Linked DNA regions of Homo sapiens: region 2 is linked to region 1. A link is a loop called in an ENCODE intact Hi-C map of the cell type or tissue named here. Cell type or tissue: dorsolateral prefrontal cortex. All regions are shown on one strand. Each heading gives the region's core, and the rest is flanking DNA. Links, peaks and the distances in the headings are about the cores only.

Region 1 (8,745 bases), core at 265-8,264:
GCCCTGCTCAGGACAGGCCTGGTCCTGCCCACGTGGAATTCATGGGCCAGGCTGCACGCAGCAGGCATTGAATAAGTGGTCCCTGCATAGAGCAAAAGGCTGCACTGCTGGCATGGGGTGCTCTGGACCCAACACTGCCTCTAACTTGGACTAGGGAGGCTTTAGGTCACAGGCCATGGAAGGTGGGATGGGCTCCAGGGTTGGTAGGGCCTGTGCTTGAGGCAAGGCAGGGAACTGCTCTGCAAAGGGCTAGAGGCAGAAGATCCCCAGATGCCTTCAAGGATCTGGGCCAGGACCTCGGGGTGGGAGAGGGAAGCTACAGGAGACTGGAGCAGGTGGGAGGGCAGCAGATCCTGCAGGGCCGCCAATGCCCACCACGAGCACCCCGTCATGGCCTGCACCGTGTCACCAGGCACAGGAACATGGGAGGGTTTAGAGGGTAGAAGCATCATTTTAGAAAACTTACCCTGCAGTGCAGAGCACGGCCTGGCAGTGGAGGGACCTGTAGGATTGTCCTGCTTAAGAGTTGTCACCTGCCCACAGTGGTGACACCTCAAGTGGAGCTGCCAGGTGCGGGTCTGAGAAAGTTTGGGTAGTGGAGGGGTCTGGGCTGGGTGGTGGTTTGCATGTCATGGAGGGATGAGGAGCAGGAGGGTCTGGGATCCCATCAGTCTATACCTGTTGGAGAAGAGCATTGGACATCGAGCGAGGAGGGAGAGCAGGCCTGAGACAGAGTCCTGGGTGGCACATGTGGGTGGGGAGAGAGGAGCTGCAGAAGCCAAGAGCTGCCCGAGTGATGGTGCAGGCTGAGAACCTACAGAGGAGGCCAAGGGGAGGAGGCTAGAGGGGCAGGAGGATGGTCAGTGGGGAGTGGTGCCGGGAAGACAAGGAAGGAGGCCTGTGGAGGAGGAAGGTGTGGTCCATGGTGGAAATAGTTGCTGAGAGGTCTGCGGGGACAGAACAGAAATGTGACCATAGGAAGCAGCCACAGGGAGGCCCCTGGTGACTGCACACAGTCAGGCCACCCCAGGACTGGAGGCAGGGAGGCGTCTAGGGAGAGGTTTCCTCCCAGCTTTCCGCACAGCTTGAGCTACGCAACGGTCCGCACCACCTGGGAGCCACAGGGCAGAAATTTGACCCGTCCCTGCCTTGGAGGAGCCCCCAGGCTGACTGAGGGAACTATGGAAACTCAGGCCTAATGTCCCAAGGGGACAAGCTTGGGGAGGCTGAGTCCAGGACGGTGGAACTGAGGGGTCACCGACAGCTGGGTGGGAGCAGCCCAGAACGATTCCCAGAACACACGGCACTGCAGCTGGGCCTGAAAGAGGGTAGAGCTGCAAGGGAGCAGGTTGGGGGCACAGTGCCCCAGGTTATGGAACTCAGCGCCTCATTCCACAGGCTGCTGCCGTCTGCTAGGCACAGAGCAGAGAGATGCGCAAGGATGGAGCAGCACATAGAGTTACATGGATCTGATTAAGGGCAGGCAGGGATCCTCAGAGGGTCAGAAAGGCTTCCTGGGAAAAGCAGCCTCTGAGCCAAAAATACAGTACAGGTGGGTGACAGGAGTACCTCCAGCCAAGGGAACAGCCTGCCCAGACACAGGGCCAGTGAGAGCTAGCTCTGTGGGACCGTAAGCACAGATTGGGGGTGGCCAGGGGATGAGAGAAGAGAAGAGGTCAGGATGTGAGTGAGGCCTGGTCACAGAGGACTTCATAAGTGGAGCTAAGAACATGGATGTTATCCTGAGACCAAGGGGGGAAGCAGGAAAACGACATTCCGGGGATGGCTGGGGGACGGAACTGGTTCAGACATGGGTGTTAGAGAGATCCTGAGGTTGCTGTGGGGAAGCAAGTTGGAGGGGGAGTCCAGAGTCAGTGAGAGGAAACAAAGTGATGCTGGTGGCAGAGGGTGGAGACAGAGAAAAGGAAGGGTTTCAGTGGGATTTTGGAGCCAGAATTGGCAGGCCTTGGTGATACATTCAATGTGCAGAATGAGAGACCCATGGATGCTGATACCCAAATTCCTGTCGTGCCCATGGACATCCCTGCTCGCAAGCCCCATGAATGAGGAGTCCCACAAACTCCACAGGTCCCCACCGATGACATCCTTCACCCACCCTTTTCCACTGGCCCCAGCTCAGTGACTGGGGCCACATGTCATTTGTTCATTCTGTTATTCGTTGAATGTTTTATTGAAGATGAATGTCTGGAGGGAGGTCAGGGCCAGAATGGTGGGGCAGAGGTCACTGGCAAATGACAAAGCCAAGGCCTCCTCAGCAAGCCTGGACTCCCCAGGGAGAAAGTGCTGGCTAGTGGTGTCGGGAGGAACAGATGGTGAGGTCCTGCTGAAACCCTGGGAGCCCTGCTGAGGCAGAGGGGGCCCTGAGCACAGTTAGAGGATACAGTGTTTCTGGTTAGGATGGATGCCAATGTGGCCACAGGTTGCAGACAGCAAAGAGGGGGCTGGAGAGGTGAGCAGGGCCCGGGCCACAGGGGGCCCCAAGTCGGCACCAGCCCAGTAAGGAGCCCACTGTAACCTGCTGGCAGCTATAGGCCAGCCTGGAGCTGGGAAGAGCCTGGATGGAGGGGGCGGCTGGACAGGGACCAGAGAGGAAGCCATGCCCAGCCAGGCCCCTCCCGAGGACCAGGGCTGGCCCAGGCTGCCTCCCACCTGAGTGGCCCAGGGCCTGAGCACACTCCTGCCCCAACAGGCATCATCGACAGCACACACACTGAGCAGCGGCAGGTGGTGGCCGTGACGGGGGACGGGACCAACGACGGGCCTGCACTCAAGAAGGCCGACGTGGGCTTCGCCATGGTAGGAACGGCCCACAGAGGGCCTGGGGTGGTGGGGGCTGGGGAGATTGGACTACACAACCTTGGGCTGGCTACTCAGGAGCCCCAGTTCACACTTGGCCCACCCGCCATCTGCCGTGGGTGCCCACCCTTCTCGAGACTCAGCCTGACCCCGAGGTCTTCCTGGAAAGGCATAGGATGCTTCTTGCTCTGGGGGAGCTGTGTGAAGGGGGGCACTTGCAGGCTGAGGAGGAAGATAACAGAGGGGGAGAGGGGGCCAGGGTGAGGCTTCCTGAGGGTGAAGGGAGCTGGGTCTGTGAGGAGCGTGAAGAGTGGGGTGTCCCTGTGTGGTCTGGCTGTGCTGGGCCCACTGGGAGTTGTGTAGGACTGAGGAAGTGGAGGGAGTGAGGATGGTGATGCTAGAAGTGGTCACCTCCCCCGGCCACCCCACCCAGCCTCCTGTCCCTGTCCCCACAGGGCATCGCAGGCACTGACGTGGCCAAGGAGGCCTCAGACATCATCCTGACAGACGACAATTTCAGCAGCATCGTCAAGGCAGTGATGTGGGGCCGCAACGTCTATGACAGCATCTCCAAATTCTTGCAGTTCCAGCTCACCGTCAACGTGGTGGCCGTGATTGTGGCCTTCACAGGCGCCTGCATCACGCAGGTGGGTCCGCAGGAGACCACACCAAAGCCTGGGGGAGGGCGGAGACCCCCCACAGAGGCTCGGGGGCCTTAGGGTACTCCAGGTTGTCCCTGTCAGAACAGCCGGGGATGAGGCACCCATCGATGGAGCACCTGCTGGGGGCCAGGAACTGCATCACAGAGCTCAGGTGCAGGCACTGGCCCCAGGGGAGTCGAGGACATGAGGCTCAGAGAGGTGGCGTGACTTGTTCAAGGTCACCCAGCAAATGGGAGCTGTCAGGCTCACAGCCTGGCCCTCACTGCAGGAGGCAGGAGAGGGAATCCTCAAGAGAAGGCAGGGCCCTTGGCCACCACGAGGGCAGAGGGAGGCAGGGAGGGGCAGGCCAGGGCCCAAGGGGGATCAGGCATCCAGGTGAGGACAAAGAGCCAGTGGGGGCCCTGGGGCCCTGGCTCTGGACTGGAGTGTGGAGTGCCTTAGGAGGTGCTAGGTGGGGATAACTGGAGGGAGTCGGGGATCTTGCTCACTGGGAAGGTCACAGAGGAGTCTGGCCAGATACCACGACTGGGTCTGGAGCAGCCCTATGCACTGAGCCTGGCAGGCAGGCCCCAGATGTCTGCAGACTGACTGCTTCTTCATGCAGCTCCATGAGGTGGGAACTGTGATGATCCTCATTTTACAGAGGCAGAAACTGAGGCTCAGAGGATGGACTGGCCAGGGACCTGCCATTGTTCTTGCAGTCTCCTGATACTCCCCACAGGGGCTGACCAGCCTGGCCAGGGAGGCAAGAATGGGTCTCCCTTAGCCCCAGGGGATCCCCAAGGCCCAACACTCCCAGTAGCCACCTGGGCAGACAAGCCCATGCCCACAGGAGCCCCCAGAGGCCCAGAGTGCAGCACTGCCCCAAGAGCTGTGTGGCGCTGGAACACTGCTCCCCTCTGTTGCTTCCTGCGCTGGGGGAATATAGGTGGCAGCTCCGGCTACCCCAGCCCTGAGAATCGGAGCCTTGGGAGGGTGGCTGGGGGCTTCCTTTTGCTCAGAAGGGCCCTCTTTCCTGGCCTGTGGATGAGACACTCCCTCTAGTGGCAGCTTGAGGAACACTCCTGCGGCCCCAGCAACTTGGAAACCAGAAGGTCTTGATGCCAGATAGGGAAACTGAGATTCTGAGACCACTATCAGTTTGCCTGAGGTCTTTGATTGAGTTGGTGGCGAGGCCATGCAGCATTGATAAGAAGACGGGCACACTTGACCCTGAGGTATATGGAATTAGAGAAAGCCCGGGGTGGGGAGGACGGGGGCAAGGGGAGCGAGGCTGAGGCAAGGAGGAGGTGAGAGAGAAAGCCAGGAGCAGGGGCTGTGATGAAACCTGGGAGGTGATGAGTGGAAGGGATGCAGGTATATGGGGCTTTGGGAGAGAACAGAGGTGGGAAGAGCATCGGGTTTGGGCTGTTGAGCTTACAGGGTCTGGGGGCTTCCTGGAGGAGGTGTTCCACAGGCCACTAGACGGATGTAACTAAAGCCACAGGACGAGGAGGAGAATGGGGCTGAGGCAGGAACACAGATTTAAAAGGAAGGGAGGACGACGACCAGGAGAGTGGGGTCAGGATTACAAGTGGGAGTGCAGGGGCGAGGTCAGTGACATCTGGCCGAGAAGAGGTCCTGCAACTCGTGGCACAGAAGGTGCTGGTGACGTGGGCGGAGGGCATTCTGGGAACGTGGAGGGGCCAAAGTCTGGCTGCTGTGGACAAGATACGTGGGGGTGTGAGGAAGGATGGGGACAGAAGAACCAGCTCCTCTCAGCCAAAGAGACAGGTCTGAAAGGGTCCCTCCCAGAACCTGGACAGTGGTGACCTAAAAGTGGTGAGGTCCTTGACAGTTTTAGTTGCTTTTGCTATTCCTCATTTGCCATATTTCCTACCTTGAAATGTATTAATTTTTGAGTCATAGATACGCACAATAATTTTTTAAGGTAAGGCGGGATAAGAGGGGAGGAGACATTGGGGGGGTGGGGGACGGGCACTGTTTGTAGGATAGAAAGCCCGAGGGGGAGGAGGCAGTGGGGGGAGGAGGTAGGAGCCCATGCCGGAGGCGGTGGGAATGGTCTTGGCCTCAGCCAGGAGAGACCCCCTCCTCGGGGGCTGGAGGGGAGAGGGGAAGATGGTGAGATGCAGCTGAATTTACCAGAAGGCAGGGAGCTGGTGGCCATTGGGCCTGGGGGGACTCACTTATCTCCTGGCAGGGAAGATGTGGCTGAGGTGGGCAGGTCTGCACTGTTCTCCAGAGAAGGCATCAGAGAACAACTCCATGCCTGCTGGGGAGCCAAGGGGCAGGTCGGACTCCAGCCTCCAGCAGGAGCCTGCGGACACTACACCATGAGCCCGCCCAGCACTTCACAGCAGCAGGTGGGCGCACAGGTGACAGCCCTCTCCTGCCCGTCCCCAGGACTCCCCTCTGAAGGCCGTGCAGATGCTCTGGGTGAACCTCATCATGGACACGTTTGCCTCGCTGGCACTGGCCACTGAGCCGCCCACGGAGACCCTGCTGCTGAGGAAGCCGTACGGCCGCAACAAGCCGCTCATCTCCAGGACCATGATGAAGAACATCCTGGGCCATGCTGTCTACCAGCTTGCCCTCATCTTCACCCTGCTCTTTGTTGGTGAGCGCCTCGCCCACCCACGCCTCTCCCAGGCGGGGTCATCACCTTCTGGGTGCACCATGGCTCTCACCCAGCATTCTCGAGTCACAACCCCCTCCTGTTTTGCTAATGGGGAAATTGAGGCCCAGGGAGGTCAAGTAAGTTGCCCAAGGTCACACCAGCAAGTCTTGAACAGGGCCTGGCCCTGTCCCAGCTCTGGCTAACCCTAAAGCCATCAGTGGCTTTCTCCACTGGTGACAGCTCCTGGCAACAAGTACAGACCGTGCAAGGCCCTGACCGGGTGCTGAAGCACTGCATGGCAGCCCCAGAGGCACCTGAGGCTGGGAGGGGAGTGACTCACCCCTTCTCTGACCCATTCCAGCACCTTATCCTGGCCCCGTGGAAGGGACCCTCAGCAAGGCTTCCTGGGGCAGGGCATACACGCTCACACCACCACCGACTCTCACAATGCTTCCACTTGGGCTGCCTGGTTGGGTCTTCCACTCAGTGAGGCAAGCACATTTGCCTCCACCCCACATTACAAACGAGGGCACCAAGGCTCAGAGAGGTGAGGTGACTTGCCCAAGGGCACACAGCCAGTCTGAGGAAGAGTCTGGGCACAGAACCAGGTCTGGCTGGGGCCAAGACTGGCCTGGTTTCCACAGATGCTTCGGAGGCAATCCCAACAAAGCCTATCCCCAGGTCACAGATGGGGAAACAGAGGCCCAGAGAGGGGAAGGGTCTGGCCCGCAGTCCCACATGGAATCAGGGCCAGTTCTCTCCTTACAGGAGCCTCCCGGAGCTGGCCTTTCACTTGTCCTCAAAGCCCAGAGTGTGATGGAGGTGGGCATGGATCCATTCCTCAAAGGCAGTTAGTTGCCTTTTATAAATTTTGAAAGTAGTGTGTTGTCAGGACACATTTTACTGTTGTAAAACTTATCATGAAAAAGCTTAGAGGAAGCCACTTATATGCAGAACTAGAAGAGACTCAGAGGAGGTGGAGGGGTTGGAGAGGAGAGGAGAGCGGGGGTCCTGGTCGGCTTGCTGGCTTGACCACTTGAGCAGCACCTACCCTGGGTAGTCTTGGGACATCTCACACCCAGAAAACTCCACAAGCCTCCTGGCACCACTTTACTCAGCTGTGCAAAAGGACACAGGACTTGGCCAGGTGCAGTGGCTCATGCCTGTAATCCCAGCACTTTGGGAGGCCGAGGCGGGTGGATCACTTGAGGTCAGGAATTCGAGACCAGCATGGCCAACATGGAGAAACCCCATCTCTACTAAAAATACAAAAATTAGCCGGGCGTGATGGTGCGCACCTGTAATCCCAGCTACTTGAGAGGCTAAAGCAGGAGAATCACTTGAACCCAGGAGGCGGGTGTTGCAGTGAGCTGAGATCACGCCACTGTCCTCCAGCCTGGGCAACAACGAGACTCCATCTCAAAAACAAAACAAAACAAAACAAAAAGGATACAGGACTGCATCAGACACCCTATCAGCAGCGTCTACACAGCAGTGCCCTGCCATGTGACAGCTCAGGTGTTAGAATGAAGCCACATGGGAGGGTCCAGAGCCAGCCTAGCCCAGAAGTCCTGGGCTCCATATAGGAATTGGCATCTCTAGTAACAGCCCCATGAGCTTGTAGAGGTCTCAGCAAGGGACATGCTCAGGAACAAGAAGCAGCACTCTCGGGGCAGCGCAAAACCTCCCGCAGGTATCCTGTCCTCGCAGTCCAGAATGAGTTTTCCAGTCTGAGGTCACTTTTTAGAAGCCATGTCGCCCACCTTTAACACAGCCGGCCGTCCACCTTTATCGGGTTTCCACAGAAAAAGTGGAAGACAGTTGCCCAAGGCCTTTCTTCCCCAGAGGAGAAAGGGCTTTGCTGACCCTTCAGTCCTAGTCTCTGACCAGCTGACAGCACAGCCCTGGCCCCCCACTGTCCAAGCATGCCTTGATGTCTTGGGGATTCACGTCACTGCTCAGAAGAGGCCCCCACGAAAGGCCAGGCATCTCCCCTCTGATTCCCCCACCACTGCCTTCAGCCCAGCCCCACTCTCTCACTTGGCAGGCGAGAAGATGTTCCAGATCGACAGCGGGAGGAACGCGCCCCTGCATTCGCCACCCTCAGAACATTACACCATCATCTTCAACACCTTCGTCATGATGCAGCTCTTCAACGAGATCAACGCCCGCAAGATCCACGGCGAGCGCAATGTCTTTGACGGCATCTTCCGGAACCCCATCTTCTGCACCATCGTGCTGGGCACCTTTGCCATCCAGGTAGTGAGGCCCCCACCCTAACCAGGCCCGGGGTGGGCAGCAAGCGGCTGGAGCCCCTGGGCAGGACCCTGAGAGCCCAGCCCTCTGTGCTGGTCCCTGATGGCCTCTCTCTCTCTCTTTCTCTGCTCCCCTGTGACCTCCAGATAGTGATCGTGCAGTTTGGAGGGAAGCCATTCAGCTGCTCTCCACTGCAGCTGGACCAGTGGATGTGGTGCATATTCATTGGGTTAGGAGAGCTCGTTTGGGGCCAGGTAAGTTCCTGGTAGGTCGCAGGAGGTGCCTGTTAGCAGGGCAAGGGAGACAGCACTGGATGGAGAATCCAGGACCCCCAGGAATGGGCTGCCAGACCCCAGGCAAGCTCCTCCCTATCTCTGGACATCTGAGCAAGGG
Region 2 (8,745 bases), core at 535-8,534, 390 kb before region 1:
GCGGCTGCAAGATGATCGGATTTACATTTTTGAAGGCTTGTATTGATGACTGAGTACCTGCTACTAGCCTGTGCTGGAGTCACCATGGGGGCTGTGGGAGGATGACCTGATTTTAACAGGACTCAGGTCTTTGCCATGTGTGGGCCTAGAATCCGGAACTCACCAAGGCAGGAGGGGAAACCAGCCAAGGTTCCCAAGGGTCCTAGACCCTGAGACTGTCCTGGGAGGCATGGCTGGCCACTTCCCAGCCCCAGAGCTTCCCTGAACCCTGGCCCCAGGCCCCCCAGTCCCCCTGTGGCCCAGGCAGTTGGTGTAGGTTCCCCAACCGCTGGCAGAGCGGTGAGAGAAAGGATGAAGGCTGAAGGCTCCCAGTGCCCACAGCCAACAATCGGGCAGGCTTCCCACATCCAGGCTCCAGTCTCAGGGCAACTCAGTTTTAGTAAGGAGACTGGTGAAGGGGGAGGGAAGAGGAGAGGAAAATGGGAGGAGGAGAGTGAGAAGAAGGAGAGGGAGGAAGAGGAGCAGCGGGAGGAGGAGGAGGAAGGGGAAGAGGAGGGAAACATCACAGCTTCAGCTTTCCTGGAACTAAATTTCAAATTCTATGCACGACTCATCCTTGGGGGAAACTATGTCAGAACCCTTCAGATCCATCAGTTTTAGACGCCTACAAGTTTTAGGAGTTGGAAACCAAGTAGTTTTAGAAAAAAATCTGTCCTAGTTTTGTAATTGGCTCCCAGGGCCCTGCTCAATGATTATTAAAATACTGACATGAAATCTCTGAGAGAAATTGCTCTGGGCCCTCTATTTATCATTTGCGTCGGTGAGACAAGTGGAGGCCTTTCTGTGGTGTGTCAGCTAGGGTACGTTTCAATGTCAGATAATTAACTTTAGTAAGAAAGAGTCAGATTTGCAAAGGGACTAAGGCCGAGACTCTGGTGGCCCTTGCTTAAAGGAAACTTGCTGAACAGAACTCAGGGCCTCAGGATGTCGTGGATCTGACTTACATTGTTTGTTTGAACAGTGGTTCTGAAGGTGAGGTCCACAGATCCTTCCCTATTCCCAAAGCACATGGAGAGGCTGCAGGGGATCCATGAACCTCCTGAAACTGCAGACAAAGTTCTATTTGTTTGGGCTGCTGTGTATTTTTTCCAGGCCAGTGGTTCTCTCAGTGTGAGGCCAGTGGTCATCTTACCTGGAAGCCTGTTAGAAATGCATATTCTCAGGCCGTACCCTAGACAAGTGGAGTCAGAAACTCTGGGAGTGCAGCCCAGTAACCTGCGTATTAACAAGCTCTCCAGATGATTCTGACACATGCTCAAGTTTGATGCACGTGAAAGCTATGCTCTATGGTAGGAGACAGCCGCTAAGAGTGGGGACCTGGGATCACACTGACCTGCGTTCAAATCTCAGTTTGCCCACTCAGCAGCTGTGTGGGCCTGTGCGAGTTCCTCAACCTGTCTAAGCTTCTGTTCCCCCATCTCTAAATTGGGATAAAACCTTGAAATACGGGGGACTTTTAATATAGCAATGATGACAGACAGCTTCACAGTCTCCATCAAGTGACAGATTGATGATGATGATGATGATGATGATGATGATGATGATGATGATTATGATGATAATGATGACGATGATGTTTTTTGAGGAGGAGAGTGACATGGACAGAAGTGTGGGTTAGAAAGATGCTCTATCAGATGGCTTAGACACCTGGCAGGGTCCCCAGGGACTGGGGTCACAGCTGAGCAGCAGCGGTAGGAAGGGCCATCTTCCTACTACATCAGAAGGCTGTCAGAGATCCAATGGACAAGACCGGCAAATGATTCCGTTCATTCAACAAATATTCACTGAGCACTTCTGATACGTCAGGCACTGTTCTGGATGCTGGGACACAGATGACAGAGTCCCTGCCCTCAGGGAGCTCTCATGCATGCGGGAAATAAATTCAATGAACAGGCAAGCTCATAGATGAATGAGGGTCTCAGAGCACAGCCACCGCTGGACAGGGTAGTGAGGTAGCGAGTGACAGGGGTCAGTAGGGTGGCCAGAGGAGGTGACATTGTGCAGAGAGTTGAATGATGAGGAACAGCCAGCCAGGAGAAGACCCTGGGAAAGAGCATGCAGGCATAGAGGGAACAGCCAGTGCAAAGGCCTGGAGAAGGGAATGGGCTTGGTGTGTTAGTGGGACAGAAAAGGGTGCGGGGGCCTGAAGAGTAGCTCTGAGCGTCTCCAGGGTATTGAAAGTTCTCAGCTTTCTGGGACTCCACTTCATCTGTCAAATGGACTCCTCTGAAGAGCCGTCATGAGGAACTGATGATGTGATGAGTATAACCACGTCTGGCACATAGTGGGCACTAGGAAAATGTACGCCATGGCCCCGCAATGGCCAGTTCAATCTCCTTCATGTCATTGCATGAGGATTCTAGCTATCACAAACAAAACCAGCTTGAGCATTGGAAATAAAAGTCCTGATAGTTTTAGGTCAATATCAGGTGTTAAATAGGAGGCAGTTTTCTGCAAGCAACAGATATTCATTGAGCATCCACTGAGGAAGATGCCCTTGGGGATAGAGAAGTGGAAATATCTCTGACCCCTATTCATGTCCAGGCCCTGCCATGTAGTAGCTTTGTGGTTTGGGGAAGTCCCAGCCCCCTGAGGGCAGCAGTCTCCTCTGAAGGGAGGAGAGGTTTCCAACAATACTTTAGCATTAGAAAGTATTTACGCAGTCAAGCTCTCTAGAACATGCAGTGATGGGTCCAGAGATGACCTTTGACAGAACTGGGGACCTTCTGCAGTGAACAGCAGGGAAGGTAGGGAGCATGGCATGGCAGGTATGGATTATGAGAAGCTGCAGACTCCCTGACTGGAAGATGACTGGTGAGGTTCCCTCCTTAACTTCACTGAGCCTTAGTTTCCTCCACTGTAAAATGGGTATGATCCCAGTATCCAATGTCTATGGGCAGCGGTGGGGATTAGATGGTGTCATGTTGTACAATTCTTAGCACAGTGCCTAGAACAAACTAAGCCCTCACTAAATGTCAGCTTCTATTAATATTCATATCCATATCCATATCCATATCCATATCCTTGTCATCAACGCTATTATCAGCAGGGGAAGCTGTGCCTCAGGGCTGCCTGTGCCTATGCCTGCCTTTGTGGCCAAGTAGGAGGATAGCCCTCTGTCCGCCAGGTCTAGACTGAGCGGAAGCCCTGGAAGAGAGGGTAGTGATGCTCCAGCTGTGAGGACAGAGGGGCAAGGGGCTTTAGAGAACAGGGCAGTGGCAGTGGGAATAAAAAGGAGCTGAATTGTGGTCACCTGCTCCTGGAAGACTTCCTAGATCACTTTGGGTGCTCCCAGAGCCCCTTGCACTTACCTTCAGGAGGCAGAGATCCTGCTGTGGTGTGAGAGCCTGTGCCTCCGTCAGCCTGAGGGCTCCTTGAGGCTAAAGCCTGGCCATGATCTACCTGTGTACTTCCAGGGTCAAACTCGGTACCCGGAACGCAGTGGGTGCATGAATGAACAAACAGATGAATGAATAAAATGAAGAACACATGCCCAAATGAATGGAAGTAGGTGGGCTGGCTGGTCCAAGGAGGAGTAAATTTGGGAATCGGAATCGGGCGGGCAGAAATACTTGTCTCTCCCCTGGAAGATCTGCACTTAACGGCAGTTGCGCCTCTTTCATTGGACACCAGGGGGCGCCATCACTGCAGAGCTGGCACCGGAAGGCTGAAGGGATCGGAAGGCTGAAGGGATCAGAACGCCTCAAGTAACGCCGACCTGATGGTTAGGGCGGAGGGACCCGGTTCTTCCAGGACACAAACCAGCCTCCCCTTAGGCCCAAGTGGTGGATTCCAGAAGGAAGAACTTGCTGACGACGACAATCAGCTTGCAACAGCGGCGGCGAGCTGCGCGTGGCTGCAGGTCTCTAGAGTCCACCCCAGGCCCTTTCCCGACCACCTCTGGGGGCGCTGGCGCTGTCCTCTGTCTGTTGTGCGAGGAGTCCCCAGGAGTTTCACCGGCCTGAGAGGGAAAAGGGGGCCTTCGACCCTCTTCAGAAAGTCCTTTCCTTTCCACGAGTAACACCTTCATCAGGTAACAACGGCGAGAAAACTGCCCAAAAGCACCTTCGGGTTTGTATAATAATTTCAAATTTACAGAAAGCTGCCGCAGTAGTAAAAAGAGCTATTTCCCCCAAGCCATTTTAGCGGGGAAAAAAGTAAGTTACTAACGTGATACTCCACCACCCCCCAAATATTTTGTGGATATTTCTTACAAATGAGGACATTCTCTACCTAACCACAAGCACCAAAATCAGGAAATTTACATCAATGCATTGTAACCACCTAATCCTCAGACTCCAGGCAAGTTTAACCAGCTATCCCGATAATGCCTTTCAGAGCAAGGGATTCGGTCCCGAATCCTGCACGGCATTTAGCTGTCATTTCCCCCTAGCCTCCCTCATTCTGGAACAGCTCCTCAGTCTTCCATAGACTTGCACAACCTTGATGCTTTTGAAGATTTTAGGCTACGTATGTTGCAGGAGGTCCCACAGCTCCAGTTTGGCTGCTGTTTCTTTCTTATTGGGTTCAGGTTGCCTGTTTTCAGTAGGAACATCACAGAAATGATGCTGTGTTCTCATTGCGTCCTAGTGGGTAGCACACAATTTCTCTTTGCCGCATTACTGGTGCAGGAACGTCAATCGCCTTATTAAGGTGGTGTCCGCCATTTTTTCCTTAGTTCTTCTTTTCCCCTTTGTCAGCAATAAGTATTTTCTTGGGGAGGTACCTCGGAATGATGTCATTCATCATCAAAGTTTAGTTGTAGCATTCTTTGGGGATTTTTGCCTGGATGAAGTTGTTACTAACACAGTTGCCAAATGGTGATTTCCTGATTCCATCATTCCTCCTTCTCCTCCTCCTCCTTCTTTTGTTTAGAGTCAGGGTCTCGCTGTGTTGCCCCAGGCTGGAGTGCAGTGGCACAATCATAGCTTACTGCAGCCTCTAACTCCTAGGCAAGTAATCCTCTTGCCTCAGCCTTCCGAAGTAGCTAGGACTACAGGCACATACCACCACAACTGGCTAACTTTTTAAATTTTATTTTTTTGTAGAGAGAGGGTTTCACTTTGTTGCCCAGACTGGTCTTGAACTCCTGTCCTCAAGCAGTCTTCCCACCTCAGCCTCCCAAAGTGCTGGGATAACAGGCATGAGCCACCGTGCCCAGCCTCTGTCATACCTTCTAAATGTATCAGTTGGCAATCTAACTGTAAGGAAAAGATCTCTCCTCTCCCCACTCATCCATCCATCCATTCATTCATTCATTCGTATATGTACTTGGTAAGGATTCGTGGATTCTTGTTTTATTTAATGGGTTATAATCTATTACTGTGACTATTTCTTTTGACATTCAAATTTCCCTGGCTTTGGCCAGTGGGAGCCCCTTCAAGCTGGCCCCTCTGTCACTTTAACATGCCAACGTCCTTCCTTGAACATTTCCTTATTTTCTGGTACGAGATATTCTAGGCTTATTTAGTATTCTTGCACCTGCTTTCGGTGTTTAAAGGAATCATGGGTTTATTATCCTGCAAAGGAGTATTTTGGAAACTCTTTTCCTCTAACCCCCCCAGCCCTAGGAAACCACACTACACAGGAGGTAAGAGATTGGACTTTGTAGTAAGACTGATCTGGGTTCAAATCCCACGTCTTATCAGCAGTGTTTCCTTGGACAAGTCTGAAAGCCTCTCCTCACCTGTAAACCAGGCATTTGTAAAATGCTGCTGCTCCTTTAATATTCCCCCAGCACCACCATGTAGCCAATGGTCTGGGAAATTGCTGGAGGGGATTCCTTGATCTGCCTCAGAGGGTAGGGAAATGAGTGAGTGCCTCTAACTTGATTGAGCTCACCTGTGGTACAACATTACCTGTCTGCATTCCCACCTCATGCCTTCCTACAGGACTCACATTTATTCCCTGTCTTCCAGCTTGTGGAATGGCAGACGTTCATAAGAATGAGATAAATTTGGGTTGGTTCCAAGTCCTTGCTATTGTGAATAGTGCTGCAGTAGTCTGGATTAAGAAAATGTGGCACATATACACCATGGAATACTATGCAGCCATAAAAAAGGATGAGTTCATGTCCTTTGTAGGGACATGGATGAAGCTGGAAACCATCATTCTCAGCAAACTGTCACAAGGACAAAAAAACAAACACCACATGTTCTCACTCATAGGTGGGAATTGAACAATGAGAACACTTGGACACAGGAAGGGGAACATCACACACCGGGGCCTGTTGTGAGGTGGTGGGACGGGGGAGGGATAGCGTTAGGAGATATACCTAATGTAAATGACGAGTTAATGGGTGCAGCACACCAACATGGCACATGTATACATATGTAACAAACCTGCACATTGTGCACATGTACCCTAGAACGTAAAGTTTAAAAAAAAATGAGATAAATTTGGAGTTTTATGAGAGGCACCCCTCACATCTTAGTGCTGCACTGCAATGTGCTGCCCCTCAAGCTCAGCTGAGATAAAATATCTGGCCTGCAGTAAGGCTCAACAATTGATAACCCCTGCTATGCCTCTGCTCTTCAAATGGTCGAGTGAGTTGGGAAATGCTCCATTCCAGAGCATTATTGGAGATTTATCATAATGCAAGTTAGGATAATACAAACCCTACTAGTACAGACTCATAGTTTGCTTCTGGAAGGTGGGGTCTGTGCCTTCCTTATCTCTGAACTCTCCACAGTGCCAGCAGCTCAGAGCTTGTCACATAATAGATAGGCAGCAAATGCTAAACAGACCAACAATAGGCTCACTGAAGGGCTTGGGGTGTAGCCTGTGGAATCCCTGGAGTGGGCTGCAGACTGGAGACAGAGACCCAGGGAGGGTTTCAGGTATGGGGTGATGGAAGCTCTGGCTAAAATTCTCTCCTCCTTTCCCTCTGTTCTTGATGTTCTGCCTTTCAGTCCCATGTCTGTAGCCTCTCAAAGGCATCGCTGCATCTCTAACTGCCCTGCAGTGGTCCCAGCCTCCATCACCCCATAGCTGAAACCCTCCCTGGGTCTCTGTCTCCAGTCTGCAGCCCACTCCAGGCATTCCACAGGCTACACCCCAAGCCCTTCAGTTAACTTATTGTCTATCCACATCCATGCCAGCTCCTTAGTCTGGCATTCAAGACTTACAACTCTCCATCCTGTGGGCTAGTCCCATCCCCAGGTAGAACCCGGAATCCACGTTTAAGCCAGCTTGTACCAAGGAATCCTGCTTCACTGCAGGATATATTAATAAAACCACTCCTGGTTTCTTTAGATTAATATTTGATGGTATACTCTTTTCTATCCTTTCCCTTGAAGCCTCATTTGTATCTTTATATTCAAAGTGGGTTTACTGTAGACAGCATGTAGTTGGGTCTTGCTTTTTTATTGAGTCTGACAACACTTGTCTTTTAACTAGATAATAAGCATCATTTAAATTTAATGTGAATATTGATATAATTTAGTGTGAATCTACCATCTCACCATTTGCTTTCTATTTGTCCTATCTGGTCTTTGTTCATTTTCCCTCTCTTTTTTCTGCCTTTTTGGGAATGTTTTTATGCTTCTTTTTATCTCCCTTGTTTTTATCTCCCTTGTTAGCTTATTATATGCTCAATTTCTTAGTGATTGCTTTAGAGCATACAACTTATAACTTTGAATTTATCACAGTCTATATTCAAGTACGATTCTGAAAATATAATAATTATATTATGGAATATAAGGACCCTACAACAGAATACTTCATTTTACCTTGCTTGGCTTTCGTCCTATCACTGCCATGCATTTTACTTCTACTTGTATATAAACCATGTAATTTATTATTATCATTGCTTTAAATAGTTAATTATATTTTTAAAATAGTTTAAAGTATATTTTTATTACCTCATATGTTGATCATTTCCTGTACTTCTCATTCTGTTGTATATATCCATATTTTCCATGTAATTATAATTTTTCTTCTGCCTAAAGGAATTTCTTCAATATTTTTTAAAGTGTTGGTCTATTTGTGGTGAAGACTTTCAACTTTTATATGCCCGAAAAAGTCTCTATTTCACCTTCATTTTAAAAAACCAGCTTAATTGGGATATAATTTGCATATTATAAAATTCACCCTTTTAAATTGTATAATTCAGTGTACGATTCAACCATCACCACTATCTAAGTTTAGAACATCTTTATCGCCCCCAAAAGAAGTCCTGTACCCATTTGTAGTCACTCCTCATTCCATTCCTCCCCATAGCCTCACACAACCACTAATCTACTTTCTGTCTCCATAGATTTGGCTATTCTTGACATTTCCTATAATTAGAATCATGTGGTGTGTGACCTTTTGCATGTGACTTTTTTCATTTAGCATGTTTTTGAAGCTCAACCATGTTGTAGCTTATATTAGTACTTAATTCCTTTTTAAGGCTGAATGGTATTCTATTGTACAGATGTCTTAGTCCATTTCATGTTTCTATAACAAAATACCTGAGACTGGGTAATTTATAAACAATAGAAGTTTATTTGGCTCATGTTTCTGGAGGCTGGGAAGTCCAGGAGCATGGCACCAGCATCTGGTGAGCACCTTCATGCTGCAGCATTCCATGGGAGAAGGCAGAAGGGCAAGAGAGCCAGAGAGCAAGCACACAGGGGGGCCAGACTCACTTTTATAAGAAACCCATTCTCAAGATAACTAACCCACTCCCATGATACTGACATT

Evidence for each region. Peaks named below come from ENCODE experiments on the same cell type or tissue, not always from the same donor. Only the 100,000 strongest peaks of a DNase experiment are listed, where the experiment ranks them.
Region 2: it touches region 1 in a loop (6-fold over the local background); 94 of 110 quality-filtered maps call a loop at or near these places.

Annotation. Positions count from the first base shown.
Region 1 is chr3:10,340,103-10,348,847 of GRCh38, reverse strand. ATP2B2 (ATPase plasma membrane Ca2+ transporting 2) reads left to right here. Exons shown (of 23, transcript NM_001001331.4): 17 at 2,711-2,817; 18 at 3,273-3,464; 19 at 5,883-6,096; 20 at 8,144-8,355; 21 at 8,499-8,606. Among named protein-coding and RNA genes, the nearest start is that of MIR378B, 14 kb to the right of the region's middle. In dorsolateral prefrontal cortex, for the core only: CTCF peaks have their summits at 4,307 and 4,506 (motif pointing left); DNase peaks (open chromatin) are centred at 4,517 and 8,251; H3K27ac peaks cover 6,764 bases.
Region 2 is chr3:10,734,014-10,742,758 of GRCh38, reverse strand. No RefSeq gene overlaps it. Among named protein-coding and RNA genes, the nearest start is that of LINC00606, 26 kb to the left of the region's middle. In dorsolateral prefrontal cortex, for the core only: CTCF peaks have their summits at 3,520 and 3,723 (motif pointing right); a DNase peak (open chromatin) is centred at 3,718; H3K4me3 peaks cover 774 bases.